Regions from separate parts of the Homo sapiens genome. Here region 1 is linked to region 2. A link is a contact called in ENCODE Hi-C or POLR2A ChIA-PET data. All regions are on one chromosome and are shown on one strand. Each heading gives the region's core, a stretch centred on a gene start or an enhancer-like site at or near the end of the contact. The rest is flanking DNA. Distances are from core to core; before and after follow the strand shown. Region 1 holds the start of CACNA2D1 (calcium voltage-gated channel auxiliary subunit alpha2delta 1). Region 2 overlaps CACNA2D1 (calcium voltage-gated channel auxiliary subunit alpha2delta 1).

Region 1 (3,592 bases), core at 598-3,097, 120 kb before region 2:
CTGCTTTTGAATTATTAAAAATGGAAGAAATGATGGATTTGACTATTTACTTATCTAATTTTGGAGTGGAATGCTATCTTCAGTTATATAAAATATCCCTCCTGAGCTGTAGTTCTCAATCCCATTACATCCCACTTCATCCCTCATTTGCGCAGCTCCTGCTGCCACAGTATCCATGCCTAGCATAAAACAAACTAAGTTAAGTCACGGTGGGGTGCCTTTTGTGAGGCCACTCAGAGTAGAAAGAAACAAAGAGCAAGACAGAGATGCGAAGAACATAAAGAAAACAAATAAGGCATTAAAAAAAGGAGAAATAAGTGGGAAGGAAAAATAAATTCACCAGGCTAAGCATCATAAAATCACACACGCTCTTAAAATTTGGCCAGTAATTAATAGTAGTAGTATTATTATTAGTCTTTGTTTTGGGAGATTGCCTTCAGAGAGCTGGAAAATTCATTTCGAATTAATAAGGGTCTTTTTCTTTCAGAAGCATCTCCTAAAAATAAGAACGGGCTAATTAAAAATCTGACAGCCACCCCGATACTTACAGAATTTTTGCATATGCAGGATAGTCATCACAAATTGTATTCTCTGCACGTCATGTCAAAAGTATTCTCATACACTACTAGAGGGAGCTTAAGAATTTAAGGTGTGCAAGAATATATTTCTATCTTTGGCCCACCAGGGCCCTCTTGTAGGAGGCCTGTGTTGGGCGGGAGAGGCCTAGTCGCAGACCCTGTCTTTTCAAGGAGAAAGCCCGCCACTGCTTCCTCTGAGTCTGGAGATAAAACCAGTCCGGCATTGCTACTCCCTAGCTCTCTCCCCCTCCCTTAATTCCTCCTCTACATTTCAGGCGCATTTCTCAGAGTGCCACCTGTTCCTGCTGCTTACCCTTTTCATGCCTTCGCATTGACAAAAGTGAGCTCACCCTGCGGTAACCTTGTCAGGCAGGGCAGGCCAGTGGCCAGAGCAGGGCGTTAGGACCCTTTTGGAGGTAGTCCCAACTGGGATGCTGCAAAGCGCTTCTCTTACTACTGTCCTCCCTAGATGCAGAATTCGTCCCTCCACCCCTCTGTCCAATGGAACCACAGGGCTGGGAAGATTTTACAGCGTCAGTACTTCTCTGTCCGTCCACAGCCCGGTCCCTGAGGCTCTGTCCTCGCCAGGTGAGCCGAGCAGTACCTGGGCGTGGGACCGCTGGCACAAAGGGCACCCAGCCCCGGCAGAGGCTCTAACCTATGGCACACGCGGGCATATAGTGCCACCTGGTAGAGAGTCAACAGTGGTGCTTTAAAATGCAATACAAACCCCTCCTACATTTGTTGTCAAATCACTTCACGATTCCCAGGCAGGCACTGGATTCTGCGCCTGGGAGTAGGGCTGGGGGGGAACGCTGCCTGCATGTGCAAAAATAACCCCCGAAGACGCGAGCCAAGTCCTGGGTTGGAGCCTCTGCAGCCTGTGGATGCCCGCTGGGCGGCTGGCCGTCCCCCGGGAGCCCCGCGGGGCTGGTCCGCTCCGCCTGCGCACGCCGGGCGGCGGGAGCGAGCCGGCGCCGACTTTGGGAGTTCCTGGCTGCCTTGTATGGAGGGCTGCTCCCGGCCCGTCTCCGCCCGACTGCTCTGACGCCCAGCCCTCCCGCTGCCCACCCCCAGCCGCCTCCCTCTGACTTGCCTAAGAAGCCAGACGGAGCCTCTCGCTTCCACAAGTCTCTCTGCCTGCCATTCCCCGATTCCTGCAGCCACCCCCACCCTCCAGCGCCGTCACCCCTCCTCCGCCCCCGCCCCCGCCTCCGCCTTCGCCTCGGCAATCGGGGGAATAAATCAGGGAGGAAACCGAGAGGGAGAGCGAGAGCGCGCGAGCGCCGGCGGGCTCGCCGAGGTCTGTTTCCAAAGTCGCCCTTGATGGCGGCGGAGGCAAGGCGGCCGCGGCGCGGAGCAGCCGACGCACGCTAGTGGGTCCGCCCGCCACCGCCCCTTCCTCGGCGTCCGCTCCCGCCCTTGCCGTCCCCCGCGCGGCTCCGCGCCTCGGGCCCCGGGCGCAGCCAGCCCTCCAGACGCCCGCGGTCCCGGCGGCGTGTGCTGCTCTTCCTCCGCCCGCGGTTTCCAGCGCCGCTCCTTCCCCCGCTTGGGCAGGGAGGGGGCATTGATCTTCGATCGCGAAGATGGCTGCTGGCTGCCTGCTGGCCTTGACTCTGACACTTTTCCAATCTTTGCTCATCGGCCCCTCGTCGGAGGAGCCGTTCCCTTCGGCCGTCACGTAAGTCGGCGGGCCGGGCAGGGAGCGCCGGCCGAGGGGCGCCGCGGGAGTTGGGGGTGGGGGTCGGTTCCCGAGTCGCGGGGCTTTTCCGCCCGTGGGGGTGGGGAGCGAGCGGCCGGGGAGCCAGGCTCGGATGCGGAGACGCCGGGCAGGCGGTGCGCGCCGCTCGCCGCTGGAATGCGTCCCGAACCGGCGTCTCGGGCGCCTCCACGGGGCCGGGCACTGGGGGCCGACTGTCCCGGGAAGCGCCCGCCGACGACTCGCGGCGTCTCAGCCCGTCTCTAACGGGATTCTCTAGACTTCAGAGTGCAGCCGTACTGGGGAAAAAAGTTTCCAGCCAGCTCACCCGCTCTGATTCAACCCAGTTCAATAAAAAGTTATGTTTTGGTTGGGTAATTTACAAACAGGTAATTTCAGGCTTGCCGAGGTAGCGTGGACTTCCCCCGCACTTGGCCTCGGAGATGCTCTTTAATTGCTGTAGTGCCCAAACTCGTTTTATCCCACGTTACTGGATGCACTTGACAGCCTTCCGATTAGACGCGTGCTGGCTCCCCGCGGCCGAGCGTGCTGTCCACGCAGGGGGCTCGCAGGTACTGGGACCACGCGATCCAACCTCCCCAACCCATTATTTGAAACATCTAAGTGTCGGCAGACACGCGGTCCCTGTTCTTCAAATGAATAGAGCCTATTCTTTGAAGGAGGGACTATTTCCAGTCTCCTACAAATTTTCTTTTATTTTTACCATTTCTAAAATAACTTTTAAAAACCTCGCTGCTGTTCTGGAAATAGAGGGCTTATAGGTAGCTATAGTCACACCACAGGAAGGGAATGAAAAATAATAATTCTCTCCTTTCTTAGCAAAATAGAATCAAACTCAATGGCACATATAAATATATACATATTTTTTAATGCACCGAATAGCCTATCCGGCATTCTGGGAAAGCATTTATTTTGGTTCTTGGAGCTTCTTTAAAGCTTCTAAAGGTAGGTAATCTTAAGTGGATGAGTCACTTTAATGCATTTTACATAACAAAAACAAAGCCCAAGGTAGCTTTCCCGGTATTTATGCTGCTGGGAATTACTTGCTGTCCTTTGTTGGCTGAGTGCTGAATACAGGAGTTTTTGGTGGAAAGTAACAGTGAATCTTTAGCGGTTGAAATCCTGCGGCTATTATTTAAGATTCAGTTTTAAGTATTTATTACCTTAGGTGTCAGTGCAAGAATCTGGAGGATGCACATTCTATCCCGGAGAAGGGGAGTGTCTAATTTTTGTTGTCATTGAGTTACAGTAATGTTCCTCTTTAGATAATCTTCCATAAAACTGATTGCAGATC
Region 2 (3,938 bases), core at 1,326-3,825:
ACCTCTTGGGCTCAGGCAGTCTTCCTGCCTTGGCCTCTTGAGTAGCGAGACATATGCTACCATGTCTGGCTAATTTTAATTTTTTTTTTTTTTTTTTTTGTAAAGCCAGGATCTTCCAGTTTTGCCTAGGCTGGTCTCAAACTCTTGACTTCAGGGGATCCTCCCACTTCAGTCTGCCAAAGTACTGGCCTTATAGGTGTGAGCCACCATGCCCGGCCCAAAATCATAAATCTTGATGGAATTTGGGAATTTTGGAATTTCAGTTTTCTGGTCTTTTCATCTCTTGCAGTTGAATGTCTAAGCCACCAAGGCAAGGGAGTTGGCAGTTCTTTTCTCAAATATTTTTAGTGATTAAGCTTCCACAATTGTAAAACCCCATTATTGTTGCTTAGCTTGTTTTTTTTTTTTTTTTTTTTTTTTTTTTTGAGACGGAGTCTCGCTCTGTCACCCAGGCTGGAGTGCAGTGGCGGGATCTCGGCTCACTGCAAGCTCCGCCTCCCGGGTTCACGCCATTCTCCTGCCTCAGCCTCCCAAGTAGCTGGGACTACAGGCGCCCGCCACTACGCCCGGCTAATTTTTTGTATTTTTAGTAGAGACGGGGTTTCACCGTTTTAGCCGGGATGGTCTCGATCTCCTGACCTCGTGATCCGCCCGCCTCGGCCTCCCAAAGTGCTGGGATTACAGGCGTGAGCCACCGCGCCCGGCCACTTAGCTTGTTTTTTAAGAAATGATTCCTAACATCTGTGTCCTTGTCTAATTGAAACATGTTTTCTTTTCTCTCTCCTGTGTACACTAAAATTTGATTGGCATTCTTTTTAGAAGAATATCTCATTTTGTATGTATGTGCATGGGGGGCGTTGGGGATGGTAGGAGCTATCATCAATTCCTCACAACTTAGTGTTTTTGGCGCATAATGATGGCTTTCAGTTGCTGAGCCATCTTTATTGCCAGACATTGTGGGAAGTGCTTTATACACAGTATCAAATTTCATCTTCAGAATAACCTTATGAGGAAGATATGTTATTGTGTTTGAAGATAAGATACAGTCTTCTTACAGTCTGTAATCTGTTACATTTTGAGGCGAAAGCCATCTCACTTTTTTTTGAGGAGGGGGTAAGACTCTATTTTATTTTATTATTTTATTTCTTTTTCGAGACAGAATCTTGCTCTGTCACCCAGGCTGGAGTGAAATGGTGCCATCTCGGCCCACTGCAACCTCCACCTCCCAGGTTCAAGCTATTCTTCTGCCTTAGCCTCCCGAGTACCTGGGGTTACAAGCGCGCACCACCATGCCGGGCTAATTTTTGTATTTTTAGTAGAGACGGGGTTTCACCATGTTGGCCAGGCTGGTCTTGAACTCCTGACCTCGAATGTTCTGCCTGCCTCGGCCTCCCAAAGTGCTGGGGTTATAGGCGTGAGCCATTGCGCCCAGCACCCATCTCACTCTCAAGTGTCAGGTAGAGGAAGTTTTATACCCAGGTATGTCTGACTTATGTCTGTGCTTTTCAACAATGTGCTTTTAGCTAGAGCTAAAAGGTTCATTAAGTCATAGATGACTTTAACTTATATAAAATCTTTATATAAGTTTTTGGCTTTATATATATATAAATGGCTTTATATAAGCCATTAACTTATATAAAATCTGTTTACTAATTTTATAGTATTCAATTTTGTGAATGTATTATTTATTTAGCTATCTCCTACTGATAGTTTATTTTTTATGTGGGTGATATGAATACTGTTTATAGCACATCTTTACACATATATGAGAAAACTTTTGATTGCTTTATTATACTTAAGTCATGTAAGTGAAATTGTAGTGTCTAACAGCATATGGGAGTCAGGTGGTGGCTCACTCCTGTAATCTCAACATTTTGGGAGGCTGAGGCAGGAGGATTGCTTGAGGCCAGGAATTTAAGACCAGCTTGTGCAATATAGCAAGACCCTGTCTCAAAAAAAAAAAAAAAAAAAATTAGCCAAGTGTGGTGGCATGTACCTGTAGTCTCAGCTCCTCAGGAGACTAGGATGGGAAGATCACTCGAGCCCAGAAGTTCAAGGCTGTGGTGAGCTATGATGGTGCCACTGCACTCCAGCCTGGGTGACAAAGTGAGACCCTGTCTCCCTCAAAACCACAGATGGTGCATTATTTATTGTTTGTTTTCCTTTTAACAAAATAGAAATCTTTAATTCTTCCATTAATTCCTTCTCTCTTTTTTGTTTATTTTTAAATAACAGAATTTCTAATAGACTTAAATGACAGCGACCAAGTTACATTTGACTCAGTATAATAAGTTAAATATGGTTCTGTAAGTAGGACTTAATTTTAAATGATAGATATATTTTTAATTATTATAATAATGTCAAAAACTCATACTTTTCTCTGCAGATTAGTGCCTTTGTTGTTGGCAACATAATCAGTTCAGAATTAACAGGCTGGTTGGGGCAAACATCTGTCTTCCAGATTTATTTAAAAAAAAAAAATCAGCCTCAGAGTTGCAGTTACTGATTCCAGATACCAGCTCATATGCTCTATCTTGCATGTATTATCCAGCCACAGGCAGCATGCCAACAGGCCGCAGTGTGGATGAGTGCTCCTGCTGTTGGCAGTCCTTGTATTCTACGGGAGCTGACGCTGTCAAGGCCCAGTTAAGAGCAAAAACCAAGTTGTGTCTTGACAGCTGAGACATTAGTTACAAAAGACTGTCTACTCCTTCTCTGGTTAATTTATTCATTTAGTCTCAGGACTCATTACTCCCCAATTACAGCTACTCCTATAAATGTTGGTCTATTGTGAACCAGTCACCCCTGATTGTTTACACTGTCTTTTCTGAGAAATTCTAGGTCCGTCAACTTAAAGGTCTAATAATAAATAATAATGACTCATTTTCTACAAGAGGGTTTAGAGAGAATTTATTGCCCTATATCTTACTGCCTGTGCCACTTTTTTTCTAGCACAACAACATAATGTGGTTCTTAAACAAAAAAATAACTAAATAAATTATCAAGTGTTATATTTATGTGCTCAGAACATTTCTTTAAAATGTGGATTTTCAAATAGCCATTTTTGCTTGTCATTGATAGTAACAAGTTTGACTCTTGCAGAAATGTTCATTTTCATTAAGTGACTGCACATATCAATTTCTACCTCTCAAATGGGTATTTTTTAGTTTAGATAAAAAGATGAATATAATGTATAATTTTTGATGTCTTTGTTAACAACTGTATTTTGATTCAAAAATTGTATCCATTGAAATGAAATTAATCCTCATGATTTCTCAGTAGAGAGTAATTATGTTTTTAGTTTAAATATTAAAATGTTCTAAAAATATCAAGTATCTTATATGAGACCTTAAAATAGAAGGTCTTAATAACAATTTTTTATGTGCTTCTGATATACTAGACACTGTACTAAGGACTTTTTTGTATTTACTCATTTAATCCTTTCAACATACTTCTATACTTGGTATTGATAGTCTCAATTTTATAGAGATATTTTGCCCATGTATTTGTATCCAGATCCATTTAATTCCCAAGCTTTCTGGCAGCATATCTCCTCACTCTGCCTTGCACTTATCATGTGTCAGGCACTCTGCCTAGTGTTTTACACAGATTTTTCCATTTAATTCTCTTTTCTCTGACTTCTCCTCTTCCTACTCTTTCTCTTCTTCTTCTCCCTCTTCCTCTGTCCCTTCTTCTTCCTCTTTCTATTGCCTTTCCTATTTGTCTTCTCATTATTATTACATGATATGATAAGGCCAAGAAGTATAGAATGAAAAAGTTTTAAGTATATTATCTGAGGTCATGTAGTTCTAGGTTGGCATTTTTGTTTCTAAATGAGATTATGTATTACTGTTTTATTTTACATCAGATGTGGTATAGAAAAGTGATAATGGTAGCTTATTTTAATTGTTACAATTTATGTAAAAGGAGAGAAGGAT

Evidence for each region. Hi-C counts contacts between places; a loop is a spot of excess contacts on that map. ChIA-PET counts read pairs that join two places held with the same protein, here RNA polymerase II (POLR2A). Pooled maps may share reads with other maps.
Region 1: a map of gastrocnemius medialis shows a loop between it and region 2 (4-fold over the local background). The contact joins the promoter of CACNA2D1 here to the enhancer-like site in region 2. A Hi-C loop is called at or near these places in 5 of 168 maps with a recorded cell type or tissue (Right ventricle myocardium inferior, Right ventricle myocardium superior, gastrocnemius medialis and 2 more) and 11 of 50 pooled maps. POLR2A ChIA-PET finds 5 or more read pairs at or near these places in 2 of 52 experiments (A673 and GM12878).

What each region holds. Positions count from the first base shown.
Region 1 is chr7:82,442,032-82,445,623 of GRCh38, reverse strand. CACNA2D1 (calcium voltage-gated channel auxiliary subunit alpha2delta 1) reads left to right here and starts at 1,847. Exons shown (of 39, transcript NM_000722.4): 1 at 1,847-2,259. The coding sequence starts at 2,165. RefSeq lists an enhancer at 2,842-3,405.
Region 2 is chr7:82,318,613-82,322,550 of GRCh38, reverse strand. All of the region lies in intron 3 of CACNA2D1 (calcium voltage-gated channel auxiliary subunit alpha2delta 1), which reads left to right. Among named protein-coding and RNA genes, the nearest start is that of CACNA2D1, 120 kb to the left of the region's middle. Within about 2 kb of position 2,575, at least 11 of the 41 ENCODE cell types and tissues checked have a DNase peak (open chromatin) inside an H3K27ac peak, as active enhancers do; they include A673, gastrocnemius medialis and thyroid gland, where a contact is called at or near this core.